Regions from separate parts of the Homo sapiens genome. Here all the other regions are linked to region 3. The links are chromatin loops, found by intact Hi-C in ENCODE. Cell type or tissue: endothelial cell of umbilical vein. All regions are shown on one strand. Links, peaks and the distances in the headings refer to the core of each region. The heading gives the core; the rest is flanking DNA.

Evidence for each region. Peaks named below come from ENCODE experiments on the same cell type or tissue, not always from the same donor. Only the 100,000 strongest peaks of a DNase experiment are listed, where the experiment ranks them.
Region 1: a loop joins it to region 3, with 7 times the contacts of the local background. A loop is called at or near these places in 25 of 110 quality-filtered maps.
Region 2: it touches region 3 in a loop (8-fold over the local background); 29 of 110 quality-filtered maps call a loop at or near these places.

What each region holds. Positions count from the first base shown.
Region 1 is chr14:35,683,558-35,691,988 of GRCh38, reverse strand. RALGAPA1 (Ral GTPase activating protein catalytic subunit alpha 1) reads left to right here. Exons shown (of 42, transcript NM_001346249.2): 18 at 1,986-3,530; 19 at 5,323-5,447; 20 at 6,844-7,060; 21 at 8,004-8,180. Among named protein-coding and RNA genes, the nearest start is that of SNORA101B, 75 kb to the left of the region's middle. In endothelial cell of umbilical vein, for the core only: a CTCF peak has its summit at 4,458 (motif pointing right); DNase peaks (open chromatin) are centred at 2,668 and 4,478.
Region 2 is chr14:34,669,663-34,678,093 of GRCh38, reverse strand. It overlaps the pseudogene RNU6-1261P. Among named protein-coding and RNA genes, the nearest start is that of CFL2, 41 kb to the left of the region's middle. In endothelial cell of umbilical vein, for the core only: a CTCF peak has its summit at 5,354 (motif pointing left); a DNase peak (open chromatin) is centred at 5,343.
Region 3 is chr14:35,408,623-35,417,053 of GRCh38, reverse strand. No RefSeq gene overlaps it. Among named protein-coding and RNA genes, the nearest start is that of NFKBIA, 8.1 kb to the right of the region's middle. In endothelial cell of umbilical vein, for the core only: a CTCF peak has its summit at 3,611 (motif pointing right); DNase peaks (open chromatin) are centred at 2,503 and 3,603; H3K27ac peaks cover 2,225 bases.

The DNA of each region.
Region 1 (8,431 bases), core at 1,451-6,450, 270 kb before region 3:
GTGCATCAAAGTGAAGTTTGTAAGGAAATGTTTCGCTTTTCACTTAGAAAAATTTCTCAGTGGAGTGCATGAGGAAGAAAAACAATGTCATTTTTTAAAGTTGCACATTCCCCTCAGTTTAAGGACAAAAAGTTAATTGTTTCAGCTTCAGGAGATACTATATATTTAACCTATGTTGAGAGCCTACTAGTATATCACTAGGAATATACTAGAATCTTGGCATAATACAAACCTATGTTGATCTCAATTTAGTATAAAGTAGGTCCATTTGGACCTCATACAAATAGGGTGATATGAATGAAATTGCAGAGGGACTAGCCTTTTTTCAGCCATAGTAGCATGGATCCCAAAAATACTTTGAATGACTATCTCCATTTTATAAATGAGGAAACTAGTCTCAAAATCTAGAGTAAGAATCAACAAATTATTTTGTAATCTTGGACAAGTCACTGCTTTGCTTCTGGATCTAAATTTTCTCATTTTGATTGTTCAGTTATAGTTCTGTTGCATTTAACTTTTGTGCAAGAAGCCTAATAAGTAGCAACAGCTGACTTTTTGACTCTGTCCTTTCTTCATTATATTTTGCTGACTTCTGAAAACAATTTTTTTTTGTTATTTCTAGGTAACTTACAGACCATGATGGATTCATAGACATTGTATTTTGCTTCCACAATTCCTGTTGAGAATTTGTATATATCTGAACAGTTAAATGGTTATTTCATCCTGACACTGAAGGCAGTGAAAATAATGCAGTGATATGCAACACTAAGCCTGTTTCTCAAACTTTTTTATTGTAAATTTGATAAAGTAACTTAACCTCTCTGGGCTTCAATTTTCTCATCTGTGAGATAGTTAAATTAGATAATCTCTGAATGTCCATCTATAATAATAATAATAATTATTATTATTATTATTATTTGAGACGGAGTTTTGCTCTTGTTGCCCAGGCTGGAGTGCAGTGGCATTATTTCGGCTCACCGCAGCCTCTGCCTCATGGGTTCAAGCAGTTCTCCTGCCTCAGCCTCCCAAGTAGCTGGAATTACAGGCATGCACCACCACGCCCGGCTAGTTTTGTGTTTTTAATAGAGATGGGGTTTCTCCATGTTGGTCAGGCTGGTCTTGAACTCCCGACCTCAGGTGATCTGCCCACCTCAGCCTCCCAGAGTGCTGGGATTATAGGTGTGAGCCACCGCGCCCAGCCTATAATTCTTAAAAAGAGATGTAAGAAGCCAGAAATATAGTTTTTAGAGCTTGATGGCTGTTTAATGGAAAGGGCCAATAACAGGCAGGTAAAGTTTCTTCCTAGCAGATTTAAGTGGTGTTTTTGCCAAAAACAAAAGAATACAATTGATTTTTTAAAAAATATATTGACTTTATTTGATGTCAGTGAATAAGATTTTAATACGTAATAAAGTAAAACACCTGGGGAGAACAGTTTCCTGACAAAGAGAAATTTAGGAAGAGGGTAGAGACTTTCATTTCTAATATGTAATCAAACAGAGAAGCAAAATTTGAAGAAAAGATGCCTCTTGCCTTTTTGGGAAGGAAGCTGGAGAATTTATTAGACCCTATAAGAGTCTACAGTGGGATACTTGGATCGGCTTTCTGTGTTAAGGTGTATTTTTTCTGCTTGGAACGTAAATAAGTAGGAAAAATTTAATAGCATTTGAGTTGCTTGATTTATTGGCACAGCTCTATCTTTATCTGCACTTCCAAATGTTTCATCACCTCACTGTCTGTTTCTATGCATGTTAACATTTTAAAATGTGTTTTGGTAGTTTTCTAATTCATTGACACTACATGCTATATTGGCTTGTGCCCATCATTTTTTTAAAAAAGCAGATTTGTATTTTGATTTTTTTTTCATTGAGCTTACAAAAACTCAGATTTTTTTTAAAGCATATGCTTTAGAGCATTATTGAAATTAATAATTATTTTTTATATTTGTGTAGTTCTTCTCTACATAATTTTTTTTTCTTTTACAGATATTGATGATGCTCAAATACTTCCCCGCTCAACTAGAGTCAGACATTTTTCACAAAGTGAAGAAACTGGAAATGAAGTTTTTGGTGCTTTGAATGAGGAGCAGCCATTGCCTCGAAGTAGCAGCACTTCTGACATCTTGGAACCATTCACTGTTGAACGAGCCAAAGGTGCAGTTCCTGTCATTGACAGTTCATCCCGTCATGCACCAAGCTTGCAGAGTTCCACAGAGGCTTCTTCAATAACTAGATCCACTGAAAGCCACATCACTGATACTCATAGTAGAGAGTCTTCTCTGGAAGTTGGTGATAGCATATATGACCATCTTTGTCATTTAATAGGTCCAGTAGAACTTGCAGATTCAGCTTTTGAACAAATCCAGTACATTGACCTTGAAGGAGATGATGATCTTCTTTCCACCCTGAAAGAATATTTTAAGGAAAACCAGGAAAATCATAGTAAAAATGAGACAGGGAAAGACCCAGCTTCTCAGGAAGTGACTATTGCAGTAAATAGGGGTGAAAGATTATCCTTAGATAAATTAGAATGCACAGATCAGGAAACTGAATCAGAAAATATCACCTCTTTTGTTGGGACTCCTGAAAACCTACAGTTTCAGAAAGAACCAAACTCAGCTGTCTTCATGAGTAATATCGCACCTAACCAGTCAGACAGTTTTTTTAGAACACAAACTTCTGAAAAATCTAAGCAACTAAACACTGATAAACAGCCATCAGAGCCTAGTTTAGATAGCCCTTGTGATAAAGAAAAAAGGAAACATCTGTACAGACAAGCAGCCACAGAATTAGATGCTTGTGTTGATGTAACACTAGTTGAAAAGCTTAAGAGTGTGCAAATTAATGAAAAAATCACTGTCCCACATGTTATGCGTGCCAAGAAAGCAACACTAAAAGCACCTGTTAACCGCAGAATGCCTCATGTTACAAGTACTAGCAAACTTTCTCCAACTAAAAGGAGCTTGTCTGAAACAGTAACTCATAGAGCCAAAATCATGAAAATTGCTACTAAAAAACGAAATAGTGTTCATGTTACTTTTAGGCCATCCACTGAGTCCGTTCAGTTTTATAATCCTCTGGAAAACAAAGAGGCTCCATGGAAGATGAGACTGCGGAAGCTCGGTGGCTTTAGTAGTGGTAGCAGCAATAGCAGCACTAGCAACACCCATACCAGCACAAATAGTGCTACAGAGCTAGTAAAACCTGGTGTGTACAGACCTCTAGATACACTTGGTACTGCATCAGTAAGCAGCAAAACAGTGAAGGAATCCACAGAGATTCCCACCACCATATTACAAAAAGAAGGAATTGCAAGTAGTCAATTAGGTAGTCGTAGTACTCTTAGGTCATCAAGTCATGAGGCAGGACTACAGCAGGGCTCCCTGGGTGGCGTTTATAAAACTGTTGTACATGCTCTTTCGAAGCCGAAGGCAAATGTTTCCCCACAGAGGCAGAACAGAATGCCACCAGAGGCTCCACTGAGGGATCTGTACAGTCATGTAATGGGCTATTTTGGAAGGAAAGCTGCAGGTGAGCACTAACAGTGTGCAGAGCGCAAAAGGAGAAAGACAGCACCAGTTTGGCTTAATGCAACTGAAGCAAGCTATAAGCAATCAAAAAGCTTTGGGATGGTCACTGCTTTCTCTCTGTTTGGTTATGCATGCGCCTTTTCCCAGCTGTATTTTTCCCAGCATAGAATGTTTATTTAAATTACTAATTTCCCTTATAAGGCATTTAGTTAAACCTCTTTGCTGCTGAACAACAACATAGGAAAGTGGATATATAGGAAAATTTCAATAACCTATCAAAGACTACCTAAATCAAGTATTTTTCTGAGTGTATACCACAAGTATGGAAATTAAGATTATCAAGGAGTTACTATGCTTTCTTCCCCACCCCACTATAGTTTAAAAGGGCACCAGATATATCTAACTGATTTCACTTATTTTTACTGCTGATCTATTTGGTTTTGTATTTTTTCTTGATAGAAATTATTTTGACAACTAACATAATAGAAATCAAGGTCCTACAGCCAGCACCAACATTATAGTTAACTATCAGTGATGAGGAAATTATTTCTTAAATCTCAAAGTGAATTTAATCACTTTTCATTTAAGCCATTTCCAAACATGCTGTAGGCTTTTAGTTTTGCATTCATTTATATAGAATGCAAGTTATGTCCTTGAAACACTTTAATTACTTTGTTTTTTTCTGAGATTTTAAATGTGCATAAAGGTTTCACAGTAGCCACTCATGATTTAAATATGGAACCTCTATGGACAGATAACAGAAAGCAAGATTATGGTAACTGTTTTCTCTATCTTGAGTCAAAGTTAAAATAACTTTACATATATAGACTATTAACTTTCAGCAGTAAGGTTGGTTTTGATTTTATTTGTTTTAACATGGTTTTGTTAGCATGATTAACAACGCTGTATAATGCATCTTGCATTGAGCCATTAATGCCACCTGAGGGCAGTATTTGACAGCTTAGCAAAGCCTGGCCAGTAATATAAAGATAATGGTATTTCACAGTGAGCTTCTGACCAGTGTGTTTTTTTAATCTGAAATACTTTGTAGTTTATTAGGAATATAAACAGTGCTCATTTTCCTTTCATTGCAGAGAAATCAACTTTTCAATAGCATAGTAGTGACATAGATACCATATTATTTTCTATAAGTTAGTTTCCCAAGTCTAAAACTTTCTTGTTAATGTAAATGGTAAAAATAATAATAATGTAGTGATAAAAAAATCAAAATAACTATTTTGGGTTTTTTTGGTAAGAAAAACATTTGTGGAAGTCAACTTTTTATTCTTAAAGCATTAAAATTAGATTTTATAGTGGATAGAAACAGCAGTATATCAAAACCATAGAATTTGTATTTATAAATACTCAAATGCATTTGTATCCCACTGAGTTTTGCATAGATTCAAAGGATGTATTCCCTGCAAACGTTCTTTGGGGGAAATACGGAATTATAAATTGTTAAGGCTCTAAAAAGAAACATTGAGTCAGGAAAAAAGATAAATATACCAGTTTCTTTATAGGCAATATTAACCTAACTTCAGCTAGTGCTTATCTATAAGCTTTCTTGCTGTTTAAAGTTACACTGAAGATTGACTAACATCTGCTTAGTTAAATAAAGTAAATATCAATTTACTAATTCTTAAAATTAAATCTGAAAGAAGGGAAATTATTCATAAATGCATGTTTGGCAAATAATTGGCAAAGGTACTTTGTTTTGGGTTGTTGTTTGTTTCAAAGTTAGAAAATGCAGTTAAGTTTTTCCTCACTATATATAGTTATTTATTTATTTTTAGTCAATAAAGAGGACATGAGCCAAAAACTGCCTCCTCTTAATAGTGATATTGGCGGCAGCAGTGCTAATGTTCCTGATCTGATGGATGAGTTTATAGCAGAACGACTTCGAAGTGGTAATGCCTCGGTAAGTTTTATTTTATATATTTGGTTTTATAGAGGAGGGTAGAAAAACTAACAGATATATACCTATGTACATATATGTCAATTTATATATGGGAATTTTTATTCAAAATAACCTTTCCTCAAAATATAACCCTTTTTATGAATTAAGATTTTTGAATTACATTTTTATAACATTTTTTATCTAAAGACATAAACAGCCTCATAATTTTCACCAGGGTGAAAGATCAGACAGGTACCTGTGCACAAATACACAGGTATAAGCAACTACCTTCCTAGTCTCCCCTTTTTTTGTCTTTGCTCGTAGGTTACCCTGGTGCCAGCTGCAAGCCCTCAATGGGAAAGATAGCAATGGAGGTCTTCTGCCCCAGCTCCCGTAGTTATATAAATAAATAAATATAATCTAATATATAATTTAAAATAAAAATACATATATAATTTTTATTTTTGTCTCAAGATCTGCTTGTGAACCAGCTCCCATAGTTTTGCTAGCACAAATACTGCTTAACCATTTTAGATAACTTTGGAAGAGACTTAAAAGTTATCTTTATCTTGAATGTTAGGAGTATGGCAACATGAAAGCAGAAGCTCTTTTATCCCTAATAATGCTTAATTGTTAGGGAAGGATAAATATATATGGAACTAGTTTCTTTTGAGACAGAGTGTCGCTTTGTCGCCCAGGGTGGAGTGCAGTGCTCACTGCAGCCTCCGTCTCCCGGGTTCCAGCAATCCTCCTGCCTGAGCCCCCTGAGTAGCTAGGATTACAGGTGCACACCACCATGCCTGGATAATTGTTCTATTTTTAGTAGAGACAGGGTTTCACCATGTTGGCCAGACTGGTCTCGAACTCCTGACCTCAGGTGATCTGCCCACCTCAGCCTCCCAAAGTGCTGGGATTACCAGAGTGAGCCACTGTGCTGGACCTGGAATTGCTTTTTTTAAACTGTCATATTTCATTTGGGTTTGACTTCTCTATAACTCCATTATATACCCCGCCCCTTTCTTTTTAGGCTTACTTTTTTCCCTTGAGTGGATAAAAATCATTGAATGACATCTTTGCTGTCATTCTTTCCACTCTTCCACTGTCTTTTTTATTTGCTGCTTTTTTTCCACTAAATACTCTTTCTGCTGTTTTAATTTATATTCACTGCATGGATCCTGCTGAGGCTTAAGAGTCACAGGCCCAGCATCATGTGATATTTGGGTCTTTAGGCAGACCAACAATAGGTCAGGCTCTAGCTCCATTCAGTTACATAGATTGTTTGGTGAGTGTGTTCTCCACTCCTACTTCAGCCTCTAAATCTCAGCATTTATTGTGATGGTTTGGAAATTAAAGGTTTCAGATGGTTAAAGAGAATAAAAGCTTTTTCTTAATGGTAAAATATTTCTTGAACGTTTAGACTATGACAAGAAGAGGAAGTAGTCCAGGCAGCCTGGAAATTCCCAAAGACCTCCCTGATATTCTAAACAAGCAGAACCAGATGCGCCCTATTGATGACCCAGGTGTGCCCTCAGAATGGACTTCTCCTGCCAGTGCAGGGAGCAGTGATCTTATCAGCTCAGATAGTCATTCGGATTCTTTCAGCGCTTTCCAATATGATGGCCGAAAATTTGACAGCAAGTATCTTTTCTATTTGAATACTATGTTTTATGTTGATTGTCTTCTGTTCAAGACTGACTTACGGATTATGTAGCCATCACCTTCCTCTCCAGTGTTACTTAGGCAGTGGCTCCCACGTTAGAAAAAAAAAAATTAGATATTTGGTCTTGCTATGTTGTCTGGGCTAGTCTTGAACTCCTGGCCTGAAGCAGTCCTCCTGCGTCAGCCTTCCGAGTAGCTGGGATTACAGGTGCAAGGCATCATTCTTGGCCCCACTTATTTTTATTTCAATTTTCAGTGAAATTTCAAAGGAAGTTTTAGGGAATCACCTTAAGTTGAAGCTACTTTATGTTGCCAAATTAAGAGCATTTAAAAAACAAAAAATGTGATCCCTTCTTAAAAGAAATGACATTTTTAAGACCAAAACTGTAGAAAGGAAAATAATTTAGGATAGACCTGTTACTAAAAAGCCAGTCATGATTATGAGTTGCCACTGTTTCACACACTCATATTTGAGAACCAAATATTTGGATTATGTTCAATGCTACAGTACCCAGAACTTCCTTTGAATAATTGCCCCTTGTTACAATAACATCAGTAATATTATTTGGTGCTATATTATTACCACTTAGTTATTCAGCTATAATTCTATATTGCACTTGGCAGTCAGTGAAGGGCACCAAATTTTTAAAAAAGAAGTCAAAACCTTGGGAACTAAGTTTGTGAAGAGCTGGGATATGCATTGGAGAATTACATGTTTCCTCCCTTCATGGCTTGTACACTATCCCGATCTACTTATAATCTTCAGAGTATTAAGATTATTTACACTTGTCTGAGTGATATGTAAACAGAATAGATGTACGGGGAATGTTTATGTTTGATCATTTTGCTGATTTAGCTCTCGTAAATATTTTTACTTTGTAATTGGGACTCATATAATAACATTTCTTCTTCCTATAGATTTTGGCTTTGGAACCGACACTGGGGTTACGTCCTCTGCTGATGTGGATTCAGGTTCTGGCCATCATCAGAGTGCTGAAGAGCAGGAAGTGGCTAGTCTAACTACTCTTCATATAGATTCTGAAACAAGCAGTCTTAATCAGCAAGCTTTCTCTGCTGAAGTTGCAACTATTACTGGTAAAGTTATTCATGGGAATGTGTTTCTTAAATGTATTTTTTAAGCCTTCAAAGAATTTGATTAAAATTTTGAGAGATTTTAAGTATTACTTATTACTATTTAAGTATATTTTTTCATTCATCTTTATGTAACAATGAAGGGGAGAAAAGACATTAGTTTCTTGACCTGAGGTCCACTGGGTTAAGCTTCAGAGGACTCTGTGAACTTGTAGTATTTTATGCAATATTTTGTATATATATGCACTAGAACA
Region 2 (8,431 bases), core at 2,257-7,256, 740 kb after region 3:
TTTGGTAACTCTGGATGATTTATGCAGCCACTTAGTCATCGTTGTTCCATCAGGGGAAACAATGAGAGGCTTTTGTTTGTGTTTCTGTGTGTAGGGTGTGAGGGACAAAGAGAAGCAAATATTCATATAATGAAACTTTGGTCCTCTTTTTTTCCTCTCAACAGAGGTCTTTATATTCAAATTACTATAAATATAACATAAAAATAGAATATATACTGCACTGTGGCTCTTTCTACATTGTTTTCATGTATTTGCCTAGAAAGCTGCTTTTTTTCCTTCTCTCTCTGTTTTTTTTTTTTTTTTTTTTTTTTTTTTGAGACGGAGTCTCTCTCGCTCTGTTGCCCAGGCTGGAGTGTAGTGGCATGATCTCGGCTCACTGCAACCTCCGCCTCCCGGGTTCAAGAAATTCTCCTGCTTCAGCCTCCTGAGTAGCTGGGATTATAGGCGCGCGCCACCATGCCCAGCTAATTTTTGGATTTTTAATAGAGACGGGGTTTCACCATGTTGGTCAGGCTGGTCTTGAACTCCTGACCTTGTGATCCACCCGCCTCGGCCTTCCAAAATGCTGGGATTATAGGCGTGAGCCACCTTGCCCGGTGCCTTCTCTGTTTTTCAAAAAAAAAGTAATGCATGAATACATTCTAACCATAAAATAATCAAACATTATGGAAGTACGCAGAATAAAAAACCAATCTCCCTTCATTGCCCTCACCCAACCTCCACCCCCCACCATCCAGCCCCTACAAAAAAGATCCTTAAAAAAAAAAAAACCTCCATTGCCCTGGTTTTGGGCAGTTTCATAAGAACAGAAGACATATTGCAAGCAACAGGAAAATTCTAAAATATGGAAAATCAGAAATCACTGCAAATGGACCCCACTGTGAAGCATACCCCAGCAAGTGGCAGGGATAATTGTGGCAGTGTTTGAATGCAGGTCGAGGTAGCTCCTCTGAAGAAAAGGCACGTGGAGCCAAAAATATCTGGGTTTGCTTCTTTCTACCTCTGCCACTAGCTAGCTGAGTATCCTTGGGCAACTTTAGTTTCCCTAGCCATAAGGTAGACATGGTCACAGAGGCATGAAATGAGATTGTGTGTGCTGAACACCTGCCAAATGCCTGAATACTAGGTCTTCAGCAAATATTAGCTTTCCTCCAACCTCCAGAAGAACTTTGCTGCAACTGAGGCACCTAACAGTTTATTCCTGGTAAACTTCTAGTTATTTCTTGATGTCTGTGGGGAAATGATAATCCTATTTTGTACACTGGTTGTAAAAGGTGAAAAAGAGCATGGTTTGCTGTCCTGCCAGGCTGCTCAGAGCATGTCAGTGTTTTGCAGGGTTAATTAAAGGCTGATGTGAAAATAGGTCTCCACTACATTTGAGTTCAGGCAATGAATGTGGATTCAGACAAGAGTGCTGATGATTAAGAAATCCTAGTAGGCCAGATGTGGTGGCTCACGCCTGTAATCCCACACTTTGGGAAGCCGAGGTAGGTGGATCGCTTGAGCCCAGGAGTTCAAGACCAGCCTGGGTAACATAGGGAAACCACCACCGTCCCCGTCTCTACAAAAAAATTAAAAAAAAAAATTAGCCAGAGCTATTATTGTGCCACTGCACTCCAGCCTGGGTAACAGAGCAAGGCCCTGTCTCAAAAATAAAAATAAATAAATAATAAAAGAAATCCTGGCCAGGCACAGTGGCTCATGCCTGTAATCCCAGCACTTTGGGAGGCCGAGGTGGGCAGACCACGTGAGGTCAGGAGTTTGAGACCAGCCTAGCCAACATGGTGAAATCCTGTCTCTACTAAAAATACAAAAATTAGCCAGGTGTGGTGGCGCACACCTGTAATCCCAGCTATTCAGGAGGCTGAGGCAGGAGAATCGCTTGAATTTGGGAGGCAGAGGCTGCAGTGAGCCGAGATCACACCACTGTACTCCAGCCTGGGCAACACAGGGAAACTCCATCTCAAAAAAAAGAAAGAAATCCTGATAATCATGGGTATATTATCTCCTGGAAACCTGTATCACTAGGTGACTCATTAAAAGAACAAATTTAATAATGGGGAACACTGATACAAGAACATTGGATTCTCATTATTATTTTAAATATGGAACATTTCACAAATGTGTGTGTCTGCCTGGGCAGGGTCAGTGCTAATCTCTGTATTGTTGCAATTTTTAATACACATGCTGTTGAAGTGAGCATGGATTATTGCTTTTAATAGACTATTTTCTTTTCTTTTTCTTTTTCTTTTTTTCTGAGGCAGAGTTTCACTCTGTCACCGAGGCTGGCATGCAGTGGCGTGATCTTGGCTTGCTGCAACCTCTGCCTCCCAGGCTCAAGTGATCTTCCAGCCTCACCTTCCTGAGTAGCTGGGACTACAGGCACAAGACACCATGCTTGGCTAATATTTGTATATTTTTTTGGTAGAGACAGGGATTTGCCATGTTACCCAGGCTGGTCTCTAACTCCTGAGCTCAAAGCAAATCTGCCTGCCTTGTCCTCCCAAAGTGCTGGGATTACAGGTGTGAGCTACCATTAATAGACTATTGTCTAGAGCAGTTCTAGGTTCACAGCAATATTAAGTTGAAAGTACAGAGATGGCCAGGCACCGTGTCTCATGCCTAGGCGGGTAGATCACTTGAGCTCAGGAGTTTGAGACCAGTCTGGCCAACACAGTGAAACCACATCTCTACTAAAATACAAAAATTAGCCAGCTGTGGTGGTTCACGCCTGTAATCCCAGCTACTCAGGAGGCTGAGGCAGGAGAATCACTTGAACCCAGGAAGCAGAGGTTGCAGTGAGCCGAGATCGTGCCATTGCACTACAGCCTGGACAACAAAGCGAGACCCTGTCACACACACAAAAAAAGTACAGAGATAACCCATATACTCCTTTCCTAGACATACATGCAGAGCCTTATCCACTATCAACATCTGAACCAAAGTAGTACCTTTGTTACAATTGATGAACCTATATTTACACATCATTATCACCCAAAATTCATAGTTTACATTAGGATTTAGGCCAGATGCAGTGGCTCATGCCTGTAATTCCAGCACTTTTGGAGGCTGATGGCGGCAGATCACCTGAGGTCAGGAGTTTGAGACCAGCCTGGCCAACATGGTGAAACCCCGTCTCTACTTAAAAAAAAAATACAAAAATTAGCCCAGTGTGGTGGCAGGTGCCTTTAATCCCAGCTACTTGGGAGGCTAAGAGGTAATAGGTATGTGGTCCTATCTCATTGTTGTTTTAATTTGTGTATCCCTAGGAGAATCACTTGAACCCGGGAGGTGGAGGTTGCAGTGAGCCAAGATTGCACCATTGCACTCCAGCCTGGGTGACAGAGCAAGACTCTGTCTCAAAAAAAAAAAAACCCAAACAAACAGATTAACTCTTAGTTTTGTACATTCTGTAGGTTTTAACAAATGTATAATGACATGTATTCATCATTATAGTATCATACAGTGTAGTTTCACTGCCCTAAAAATCCTCTATGCTCATTTTTCCCCAACCCCTGTATTTCTGGTTTTTCCTTTTGTCTTTTTAATTTTTTCTAAGTTTTTCTTTATTTTTAATATTGAAACATTTTCGGCCAGGCTCAGTGGCTCACGCCTGTAATCCCAGCACTTTGGGAGGCTGAGATGGGTGGATCACCTGAGGTCAGGAGTTTAAGACCAGCCTGACCAACATGGTGAAACCCTGTCTCTACTAAGAATACGAAATTAGAAAAATTAACCTGGCATGGTCTCGGGCACTTGTAATCCCAGCTACTCGGGAGTCTGAGGCAAGAGAATCCCTTGAACCCAGGAGGCGGAGGTTGCAGTAAGCTGAGACTGTGCCATTGCACTCCAGCCTGGGCAACAAAAGTGAAACTCCATCTGAAAAAAAAAAAAAATTTCTTTCTTTCTTTTTTTTTTTTAGAGACAGTCTCACCAGTTTGCCCAGGCTTATCTCAAACTCCTGGGCCTAAGTGATCCTCCTGCCTCAGCCTACCAAGTAGCTGAGACTACAGGCACACACCATTATGCCTGGCTGCCTTTTCTAGAATGTCATATAATTGGAAACATACAATAGGTAGCCTTTTCAGATTGGCTTCTTTCACTTAGCAATATGGATTTAAGGTGCCTCCATGTCTTTTCATGGCTTGATAACTCATTTATTTTCAGTGCTGAATAGTATTCCATTATCTGGATGTACCACAGTTTATCCATTCACCTACTGAGGACATTTTCATATTGCTTCCATGTTTTGACCATTATGGACAAAGCTGCTATAAACATTGATGTGCACATTTTCATGGGGACATAAGTTTTCAACTTATTTGGTAAATACCTAGGAACACAATTGCTGTATCTTATGGTAAGCCGTTTAGTTTTGTAAGAAACAGCCAAACTATTTTCCAAAGGGGCTGTATCATTTGTCATTCCCAACAGCAATGAATGAGAGTTCCTGTTGTTCCACATCCTCACCAGCATTTGGTGTCCTCATTGTTGTGATTTTTGCCATTCTAATAGGTATGTGGTCCTATCTCATTGTTGTTTTAATTTGCATATCCCTAGTGACATATGAAAATCTTTTCATATGCTTATTTGCCATCTGTGTATTTTCTTTGGTGAGTTTGTTCTGATCTTTTGCCCATTATTTAATCGGGTTATTTTTCTTATTCTTGTGTTTTAAGAGGTCTTTATATATTTTGAATAACAGTCATTTATTAGATAAGTCTTTTGTAAATAGTTTTTCCCAGTCTGTGGCTCATCTTCTCATTCTCTTGAAATTATTTTACAATTATTTGTAAATGTTGATTAATGTGGCTATTTGGGAATACAGAAGCTTTGGTTTACATTACCAAGAAAATGTTCTGCAGTCATCCAACAGGTGAGCTCTTAATAAGCTGAAAGCATCGGCCTGGCAGGGTGGCTCACGCCTGTTAATCCCAGCACTTTGGGAGGCCAAGGCAGGTGGATCACTTGAGGTCAGGAGTCAGAAACCAGCCTGGCCAACATGGAGAAACCTTGTCTCTACTAAGAATACAAAAATTAGCTGGGCGTGGGGGGGCATCTGTAATGCCAGCTACTCGGGAGGCTGAGGCAGGAGAATCGCTTGAACCTGGGAGGCGGAGGTGGCAGTGAAGTGAGCCGAGATAGCGCCACTGCACTCCAGCCTGGGCGACAGAGCGAGACTCCGTCTAATAATAATAATAATAATAATAATAATAATAATAATAATAACAAGCTGAAAGTATCTTTCTGGAGATAAAGATTAAGGCACTGACCCCCAACTTCTGGAGGGATCCGCTTGCATTTTCTGCAGTCTATAAAGCCTAGAGTGCCCTCTGCTGGTTACCTTCTGAAAACCAGGCAGTCGATGGTTTCAACTCATTTATTTTTGAAATAACATCATAAGTAATAACCCTTACTCTCCTGTGATTTCTTTATCAAGTTACCTTCTGAAGGCTTATCTCAAGGAGAGAAAAATGACTATTCTTTAGTAACAACTTGATTCCTTAGTCAGAAGTGTGTTTTATTCCACCCCACCAGCCTGTGGAAGAAGAAAAAGAAAAAAAAAGTGTGTCTGATACATCTGCAGCATGTATAGAATTTTTAAAGTGTGTCTAAGATACATTTTATCTTATTTTATTTTATTTACTTTTTAGAGACAGAGACTTGCTCTGTTGCCCAGGATGGTGTGCAGTGGCGCAATCATAGCTCACTACAGCCTCCATCTCCTGGGCTAAAGCTATCCTCCCACCTCACCCTCCCAAAATCCTGGGAATATAGGTGTGAGCCACTGTGCCTGGCCAGATACCATTTGAAATGTGATCAATATGTCTGTTGGTTCCCAAAATCTAAAGTAATTAGCATTTTAGAAGAATAAATTAAAGTAGCCCAGCCCAGGCATGGTGGCTCACACCTGTAATCTCAGTGCTTTGGAAGGCAGAGGTAGGAGGATCGCTTGAGCCCAGGAGTCCAAGACCAGCCTGGGCAACATAGTGATACCTCGTCTCTACTAAAAATTTAAAAATTAGCCAGTTTGGCTCTGTGTCCCCACCCAAATCTCATCTCCATGTGTAATCTCCATGTGTTGAGGGAGGGAGGTGATTGGATCAAAGGGGCGGTTTCCCCCATGCTGTTCTTGTGATAGTGAGTTCTCAAGAGATCTGATGATTTTCCGAGTGTTTGGAAGTTCCTCTTCCTTCTCTCTCCTGCCACATTATGAAGAAGGTACCTTACTTCCCCTTCTGTCATGCTTGTAAGTTTCTTGAGGCCTCCCCAGCCATGCAGAACTGTGAGTAAATTAAACCTCTTTCCTTTATAAATTACCCAGTCTTGAGTAGTATCTTTACAGCAGCGTGAAAACGGACTAATACATGCGCACATTAGCCAGGCACAGTGGCTTGCCCCTGTAATCTCAGCTACTTGGGAGGCCAAGGCAGGAGGATTGCTTGAAGCTAGGAGTTGGATCAGCCTGGGCAATACAGTGAGACCTCCATCTCTAAAAAAATAAACACACACACACACACACACACACACACACACACACACACACACACAAATGTCCCACAGCTCACTTTTCCCTAGAAGATTGGCAGCTGGAATATCCAGTCTTGTATACATCACCTCAGAAATCTCTATAAGCAGACAGAGCAAAGCTGTCCTGGTTGAAGTAGAGTTGGGATCTGTCTTTTTCTTCCTGTCCTTTCTCTACATCTCTCACTTCCCAGGTTGTTGGACATTGAGGTACCTCTTGGGGTTTTGTGGAACACAGATTGAAAGCCATTATTCTATTTAAAAACCTTCATTTTATACAAAAATTAGCCAAGCGTGGTGGCACGCGCCTGTTGTCCCAGCTACTTGGGAGGCTGGGGCAGGAGAATCACTTGAACCCAGGAAGCGGAGGTTGTAGTGAACTGAGATTGCGCCACTGCACTCCAGCCTGGGCAACAGAGCAAGACTCTGTCTCAACAAAATCATAAAATTTAAAAATTAAAACCTTCCTTTTAGAGATGAGAAAAATGAGGCCCTGGGGTAAACTGCTGATCTGGAATTCAAACTGAAATCTCCCAGTTTCAAGCCCCCTTCCTCTCTTTGTTGCATTGTATTGTTTCTCTTTAACTCTGTGAAGATTTATTTGTCCTATGTCTCATTCCCTCTGAGTCCAACCTCAGGTAGTTATTCCTTGAAAACCAGTTTTACAAACTAATTTATAATTGGATGTTTATGGCCAATAATAGCTTAATAATTTGCTTCTATGAAGGTGTCTCTATCAAAGTCCCAGGAGGAAACAGATGGCACACCCAAATTAGTATAACTCAAAGTGGGTTTAATAAAGGTACTATTTACACGTGCATGCAGTGTGTAGGAGAGCCACAAGGCACAGCAGTATCAGGGCTTTTATAATACCACCTTTAGGCCTGGAAGGATGATGGGAGGATGCAAATTCTTCAGAGAGCCATTGAGAGATGCCTTCCTTGAGAGAAGGGACCCTTCAGTCAAGGGACCCTAGCCAGCCCAAGACAACCTCTTAGGAAAGAAGCTGGGCAATAATAACACCCCTCACTGCCCTCTCTTCTTGATCTCTGCTGGGATCTTCATTGGTTGAACTCTACTGAAACCCAACGCTATTGAAGTGATCCACACAGGACAGTGGCCCTACAGAGCAAGGTGAGGAAGGGTGGAAAGTAAATCTGGAAGGCAAATGGAAGATGCACAAAGTTATATACAATTTAGTAAGCAACTGCTGGAGCCAGCTAATGAGAACTCATCTGATGATGGAATCTCAGATTCTGCGGAAAAACAGAGGGAAAACAGTCTGAGAGGGAGCTTTCCCAAGTGTCAACTCATGCCACACATCCTATCCTGGGTGGGAGTGAATCTTCCTGTGACCTGTGCTCTATAGCTCTTTAACACAGATCACATATGGGGACTTTCCAATGGAAGTATAATAGTTTCCTGGGTCCATACAGATGGCTGGGCAATCCATTAAAGCACTGCCCAAGCAAAGAAGGAGAGAGCCATGCTTAGTCAAAGCTGTAATCACAAACTCGAGACATACATTGGTTCTAAGGGTAGAATGAAAGTAAAATGGTGTAAAATGGAAGGAATTGCTAAACTTCAGATAAATATTTCTTCAAAGTAAGAGAGAATAGTTTCCAAAAGATTTCTGTGAAGTTAAAAAGGAAAACATTTCAACACATAAACAAACACTTTAGGAGATTGTTACAGTAGCTGTTGTTGTTGTTGTTAAGAGACCCTGTCTCTTATAAATAAAATAAAATAAAATAAATTTAAAAATAAAATAAAATAAATTTTAAAAAAAGTTAAAAATAAATTTCAGTTTAAGATATCAATTGTCTCTTTAGAATCAGATTATGAGCTGGGACAGTGGCTCACACCTATAATCCCTAGCACTCTGAGAGGCCAAGGCAGGAGG
Region 3 (8,431 bases), core at 1,190-6,189:
ATCCCGCTACCACACAGCAAGCCCTGTGAAGCTGCTTTCACACCTCCCAGCCCCACCACAGGCTTAACCCTCTGCCTGCACATCCTTCTTCCCACTCCTGACTCTGACTTGTCTTTCAATAGCTGCCCTGGACCATCCCTCTCAGTGTGGTGTGGCTTCCCTCGCCTCATGCTCCCAGGCCACTTTGTTCAGGCCTCGGCCACATCTCTGATCACTCCCTACTAGAATTACTCATTTACCTGCTGGTCTTCTCACCAGCCTAGAAGCGCCTTGAGAGCAGGAGCCATATTTATTTTTATTTTATAAATAAAAATTTATTTTTATTATGCTCCATATCACAGCATAGTGCCAGGCACCAAAAAAAAAAAAAAAAGAGCTTCATAAATGCTTGACAGATTAATGGGTTTTGCTTTCCCTACCTACAGTGCTTTGCTTCTTTAGAGTTTTTTTTCTCCCCCATATTAACCCTGTTGTGTCAATATTTCACATTCCCTTTATCTTAATCAGGCCTGCGACAAAACATAGCTACAGGCAGTCAGGGACAGACATTTGAGCTTGAACTAAGAAAGTGAATTTACCCAGAGGGAAAGCCTCTGATCAGAAGTCTGGGGGCGGGAAGGGGTGACAGCCTGTCTGTGAGAGCCCTGACATTTTGAAAGCACCAAACTCACTGTCACCCTGAGCTTTTCCTGTGGGGAGCAACAGAGGTGGGGGCTTTTACCCTCCCTTGTGGGCAGGGCTCGAAAGCAAATTTCCCTGCTGAGTTTTCCTTTTGTGGTGCCTGTGACCACGAAGGAGGCTGCCCCAGGAATCCCCACCTATTTTTAGCCTCAGTTCAACACCCTGCAGACAACAACCCTCCCATATACCTCTAAGTTAATTTCCAGTCTTGTCACTGAGCTGGCCTGACAAATCGATAGACTCAATCTTGCTAGTGAAAAGACAAAGTGAGAAGGTTAAGGCCTTTAACAACAGAAAGCTGCAGTGATGCCCTGAGGCTCAATACGTCAAATAGCCTCCTGTACCACTTTTATAAAACAATTTAGTATATGTTCATATGTAATAGTATTTGAATGAAGTTCTCTGTGCCCAAAGTCCAAGATGTGAAGTCTACCCGGATCTAAACTGCCTAGGGTTTCCTCTTCAAGGGAAACTTTCCTGGGAAATCAGTTGTTCCAGATGTTGCCTTAGTCAGACTGCAAAGCATACATCATTCTCTGTACACCAATGGGCTTTTCATTTTAAATATTATTGGTTTATGTATACTCTGTTAAACTGGGTCAAGCTCTTGAGCTTATGAAATTTTGGTGTTGCAAATACCTCTGCTTCTGAAAGCCATTAAAGAGCACCCCAGAAGGGCAGCAGGTGGGCCTTGGCCACCACACCCCTACCTGGGCCAGCCAGTCATATGTCCATGGGCCGTTAGCCTTGCAGTCCTCAATGAGAGGTCTAAGTATGCATCACTTTGTCAGATGGCCTTTCAACCAACAACACTCATTCTCATTCTGCTTCCTTCCCACCATTCTATGTCCCCAGTACATTTCTAACATGGGGAATACTCCAGGCAAATGCTCATCTATTCCTCTAAACTAGAGCTTCTGCCCCAATTTCCTGTTAGATATCTTGCCCTGGGGAACTGGACTAAGCAAGCCTCCAGGACATCACCTATCTCCTTAACTCCTTAACTGAAGGTTTGAAAAGGAGCCTTCCTCCTCTACCCTGGGCTCCACCCCAGAGGTTACTCTCAGGCAACAGAAAAGAAAAGAAGAGAAGGAGGACACTATCTAGGTCTATTTATAATCTGTTCACTTCTACTCACATTCAATTCCTCTAGGATAGGATGGGATATGGTGGCTCTGATGTGCCCCCATCCTCCTAATAGCCTTTATTTCAGAGTGTCTGCATCCTTTGTAAAATGGGAATGGTAACACTTTACTTGCCTGAAAGCAGAAGCTGGACCCGATGGCCTCTTGAGATAATTTCTAGATAGAAAAGAATGAAATCGATTGCATGCAAAGTGAGGTATTAACAGAGGAGGAGGGTCCAAGAAAAATTATGACAGGTATGAAGCAAAGGGGATACTCATGCCTGAATCAATGGCAAGGGAAGCCCAGGGTAAGAGAGACACAGAAGAAATGAATGTCTCCTCCCCACCCAGCAGCCCCTGCCCCACCCAACACTATTCTGTGTTTAACTAGGGACACAAGCAATAACTAAGCAGTATAAGACAATATGTGGCCCAATATTCAAGGCAAGCTGTAAAAGCTAGCAGGATTTAGAAGAGGGCAGAGGGCTCCAAGAAGAGGAAGACAGAAAAGGAGTTTTGGAAAGGGTGGGTCCTGGCAAGGAAGCTGAAAGAAGGTGGTCCTAGGACAGGCAGGGAGAGGCCTGCATGAAGGCCAGAGCAGCTGGCACAGTGTTGGTGCTCGGGGGAAATGGTGATGAGGAGTGGCTGGGCAGGGTAGAGTCTGACTCTGGAGGACTTTAAATGCAGCTGAGGAATTCAGACCGTTTCCTGCAGCCCATGGAAGGTCAACAGAGGCTCTGTTACAGGAAATGATATAATGAAAATGCATATTAGAAGCCTCAGTGAAAAGAGATTTAGGCTGGGCACGGTGGCTCATGCCTGTAATTCCAGCACTTTGGGAGGCCGAGGTGAGTGGATCACCTGAGGTCAGGAGCTTGAGACCAGGCTGACCAACATGGTAAAACCCCGTCTCTACTAAAAATACAAAAATTAGCCAGGCGTGGTGGCACATGCCTGTAATCCCAGCTACTTGGGAGGCTGAAGCAGGAGAATTGCTTGAACCCAGGAGGCGGAGGTTGCAGTGAGCCGAGATCGCGCCATTGCACTCCAGCCTGGGCAACAAGTCAAAAAAAAAAAAAAAAAGAAAAAGAAACAAAAGAGAGATTTAATTGTATAATTGTAATATTTTTAGACTGCTTGGTTTTTTTTAATCACAGGAAGGTATTCTGTTTCAACTTTAAAAATAATTCATTTTTGCCAGGCTTGCGCCTGTAATCCCAGCACTTTGGGAGGCCAAGGAGGGTGGGTTGCCTGAGTTCAGGAGTTCGAGACCAGTCTGGCCAACATGGTGAAACTGCGTCTCTACTAAAAATACAAAAATTAGCTGAGTGTGGTGGCAGGTGCCTGTAATCCCAGCTACTGGTGAGGCTGAGGCAGGAGAATCACTTGAACCTGGGAGGCAGAGGTTGCAGTGAGCCGAGATCACACCATTGCACTCCAGCCTGGGCAACAGAGCAAGACTCCATCTCAAAACAACAACAATAACAAAAAGTACCAAGAAGCTACCATGGTACAACTCAGCCCGCACTACCGTGGGGACAGTGAAGATGGAAGGAAGAGGATGGTCCGGGTATCGTGTCAATAGCAGGATGCACTGAGCTGACTGGCAACAGGCACTGAAGGAAAACTAACACTCACAGATAAAGTGGGGGTCTTTCCTTTGGGACTGTGTTAAGTGATGTACCACAATCACAACTTCATATCCAGTCTCGGTGTACCTCCTCAACTCAACATTCCTAAATTCCTCTTCTCAAGAATCGGTGATGCCTCAGAGAAAACTTCTTCCACAAATGGCCAGAAGATGTCACTGCAGACAGCACCATGCATATACTGTGTTCCTCATGTTGGTGTTCTGCCCTGCCATTTGTGAAGGGAAAATTCCCCCTCGGCTCCCTCCCTAACTCCCATAGCCCCTGCTCCTGCTCTGTGTGTAGCCTCTTCCCTTTACCCTGTGACTCCCCTCCTCCTGCCCTGAAATCCAGCGAGGTGCTTTCCTGATGCCCTGGCAACCTGGAGATGAACCTGATCCCTAAAGGCGGAAGAGCCAACATCGAGACTGGGTTATCTGTGTGCTTCCCTACTCTCTATTCATGATGTTCATTTAGATTTCTAGCAAAACCCATACCTGTGCTGTCAACCTCACCCATTTCCACCTAGCTTCTTGAGTTTCAATCAATGAGTACAGGGGCACCCCATTCCCTCTTTTCTCACACTCCTCCAAACTGGCCCAATTTTCAAATATTAGCATTTAAAGATTTGGTGATGCATTAATCTGCTTCACTTTCTGAAAATATCAGTGTTTTTGGCCAAATAATCACTACACGTTAGCCTATGAACAGCCCTGGGATATAAGAAATGATGAATATTCCTAAGCCAAGCTAAGTGGCTTATCCAAATGGATTGTGTCACAGTCATGGGACTGGACTCTGACAGCTGACACCTGGTAACAAAGAAAAAATGTTCCAGGCCAATTTCTCCCTTTTTTTCTGCTCATGGCTTCTATTTGTGATCCTTCTCACTCTGTTTCTCATTTGCTTTCAGTGGTTAAAAATAGGCCGAGCAACCGTGGCTCACACCTGTAATCCCAACACTCTGAGAGGCTGAGGCAGGCAGATCACGAAGTCAGGAGATCGAGACCATCCTGGCCAACCTTGTGAAACCTTGTCCCTACTAAAAATACAAAAATTAGCCGGGAATGATGGTGCGTGCCTGTAATCCCAGCTACTCAGGAGGCTGAAGTAGGAGAGCCACTTGAACCTGGGAGGCGGAGATGGCAGTGAGCCGAGATCACGCCACTGCACTCCAGCTTGGCAACAGAGTGAGACAACATCTCAAAAAAAAAAAAAAAAAAAAAAAAAAAAAGAAAAGAAAAGAAAAAAATAGGCTGAGCACGGTGGCTCACGCCTGTAATCCCAGATTTTGGGAGGCCAAGGTGGATGGATCACTTGAGGTCAGGAGTTCAAGACCAACATGGCAAAACCCCCCATCTCTACAAATAATACAAAAATAAGCTAGACGTGGTGATAGGCGCCTGTAGTCCCAGTTACTAGGGAGGCTGAGACATGAGAATCACTGGAACCCAGGAAGCGGAGGTTGCAGTGAGCCAAGATCACACCACTGCACTCTAGCCTGGGGAGCAGAGCGAGACTCTGTGTCAAAATAAATAAATAAATAAACAAACAAACCTGGCCAGGCTAGGTGTGGTGGCTTACGCCTATAATCCCAGCACTTTGGGAAGCTGAGGCAGGTGGATCACCTGAGATCAGGAGTTGGAGGCCAGGAACATGGCGAAACCCCATGTCTACTAAAAATACAAAAATTAGCCAGGTGTGGTAGCACATGTCTGTAATCCCAGCTGCATGGGAGGCTAAGGCAGGAAGATTGCTTGGGCCCAGAAGGTCAAGACTTCAGTGAGCAATAATCGTGCTACTGCACGCCATCGTGGGTGACAGGGTGAGATCCTGTCTCAAAAAAAAAAAAAAAAAAAAATCAACCTAAGAAAAACTTTCAGAAACTATATTTTTGTGGTACCGTTCCCCACTAATAGCCTCAGAGACAAATCTCAATTTCTAATACTCATCCAAGCACTCCGGTGTTTTACTCCAGATAATAGAGGCTCTAAAAGGAAGTCTGAGAAAGGCATTATTTTAGCACTTACAAGAAAGGGCTCAGGAACAAGCTTCCTAAATCCTTACTCTGTAATATGAATCTATCTCTTAGCAGCTCTGATTCTGTTTTCCTTTTTCCTAAATGATTCCCAAGACCTTAGACCGTAGGGGGGAAAGGATCTACCTCTCCATGTGGTTTCCGTTGGTGGATACAGCTTAGGCCCCCTCTGAGAAGGATCATGAGCTCCTCACCTAATTTCAGTGCCAAAGAACAAGGGCCTCATATCATTTATGTCTCATCCCCTGCCAAGTACCAGGCTCTTGTGTGGAAGTTCCCTAGTGCTAAGTATCCTCATACCCTGACTAAACTCAGAATGAATTTACACCCAAGACAAAATAGCAAATACAGCGGCATGCAGGGGAAACTGCCTTAAGCCTTTACCACCTTCCTGATCCAACAACTTCTCCCTGAACACAACAGACCATGAACAATGCTACACACCTATAAATATTACTTGGTTACTGCCAACAAGCCACGAAAAGGGAGAGCCAGTAATTTTGGCCACGGGTGACACGTGCAGGCCTCCTCCTTCCCTCGCAGCAGGTTACCCAAGAGCCAGATGGGCATGCAGTTAGGGCACCAGCAGAGCAGGCACACCTCAGGAGATGTTTAGTGAAGTCATCTGATTGCTTAAAACAACGTAAGTAGTCATTGTGAGAAAAATCAGAACTTTGTTGGACTTATTATGCTTATTTTACACTGTAGCATTTAAAAATTGCTTTGGGGCAGGGTGCAGTGGCTCACACCTGTAATCCCAGCACTTTTGAAAGTGAAGATGGGCGGATCGCTCGGACCCAGGAGCTCAAAACCAGCCTGGGCAACACAGGGAGACCCATCTCTACAAAAAATTAAAAAATTAGCCAGGCACAGCCGGGTGTGGTGGCTCATGCCTGTAATCCCAGCACTTTGGGAGGCCGAGGCAGGCAGATCACTTGAGGTAAACAGTTCGAGACCAGCCTGGTCAACACAGTGAAACCCTGTCTCTACTAAAAATACAAAAAATTAGCTGGGCATGGTGGCAGGCTCCTGTAATCCCTGCTACTTAGGGGGCTGAGGCAGGAGAATCGTCTGAACCTGGTAGGCAGAGGTTGCAGTGAGCCAAGATTGCACCATTGCACTCCAGCCTGGGTGACAAGAATGAAATTCCGTCTCAAAAAAAATTAGCCAGGCACAGTGGCATGTGCCTGTGGTCCCACTGCATGGGAGACTGAGGTGGGAGAATTGCTTGAGCCCAAGAGATTAAGGCTACAGCGAGCTGTGATCATGCCACAGCACTCCAGCCTAGGTGACACAGCAAGACCTTGTCTCAAAAACACAAACAGGCCGGGCATGGTTGCTCACACCTGTAATCCCAGCACTTTGGGAGGCCAAGGCGGGTAGATCACCTGAGGTCAGGAGTTTGAGACCAGCCTAGCCAACATAGTGAAACCCTGTCTCTACCCAAAATACAAAAAATGAGCCGGGCATGGTGGCGGGTGCCTGCAATCCCAGCTACTCAGGAGGCTGAGGCAGGAGAATCACTTGAACCCGGGAGGCAGAGGTTGCAGTGAGCCAAGATCACATCATTGCACTCCAGCCTGGGCAACAAGAGCAAAACTCTTGGTTTGTCTCAAAAACAAACAAACAAAACAAATAAATACTTGGTTTGAGGGAGGAAAAATTCACTTTTCAGAGGTTAGAGCCCCTAATCCTAACCCTGCCTGGCAGGAGCAGCCCTGCGCATCATGGATGGACACACTGTCCCAGTCTCCTGTTACACAGGAGCAGAGAACCCATGATGCCAAGAGCAGAAGGTTGTGCCTCTTGCAAAGCACAATTAAAACATCATACCTTGGCTGAAAAAGAGGTTGTAAACTCAGAGCTTATAGGCTCTGTTTAGCCAATAGATGCAGAAATGCATTGTGTTTAGTTTTCATAATGTTTTTATGTTTGTTTGAGGCAAGGTCTCACTCTTTTGCTGAGGCTGGAGCTCAGTGACACAGTCATGGCCCACTGTAGCCTCAACGTCCCAGGTTCGAGCAATCCTCCCACCTCAGTCTCCCAAGTAGGTGCGACTACAGGTGTATGCCACCACACCTGGTTAATTTTTTTATTTTTATTTTTATAGCGATGGGGTCTCACTATGTTGCCCAGGCTGGTCTCAAACTCCTAAACGCAAGTGATCCTCCTGCCTCACCCTCTCAAAGTGTTGGGATTGCAGGCATGAGCCACGGAGCTGGGCCAATTTTTTTTATTTCTTTAACAATAGAAGGTCACTACTGAACTGAAGGTGCTACATGCCAAAAGTTGTCTGAGCTAAGTATGAGGGAAGTACACACCCTGACCTAAGCTGTTGGAGATCCCACTCCTTTCAGACTCAAATGGTCTGTTTCACTCATCTGTGAAATCTGCCTGCTCCCTATGCGTAAGTATTTTGAGTTTGAGATCCTTTAAAGCTTTGATCTCCATTAAATTGCAGAATTTGTAGCAAAGGAAACACATTAAGGATTTGACGGTCTTATTTTCACTTCACTACAAATGAAGGTTCTGACAGCTGTTTTTCCTTTTTTTTTTTTTTAATTGAGACAGAGTCTCTCTCTGCTGCCCAGGCAGGAGTGCAATGGCACGATCTCAGCTCACTGCAACCTTCACCTCCCAGGGTCAAGTGATTCTCCTGCCTCAGCCTCCCGAGTAGCTGGGATTACAGGCATGTGCCATCACGCCTGGCTAATTTTTGTATTTTGAGTAGAGATGGGGTTTCACCATGTTGGCCGGGCTGGTCTTGAACTCCTGACCTCAGGTGATCAGCTCGCCTCAGCCTCCCAAAGTGCTGGGATTATAGGTCGGAGCCACCGCCCCCAGCCTTGTTTTTCTATGGGAAAAGATCCATAGCTTGGGGGCTCCCTGTTCTGAAGAGGATGCAGACAGTTGCTACCACGATAGCAAGAAAGAAGACAACCTGAGACTGAAAGCAGA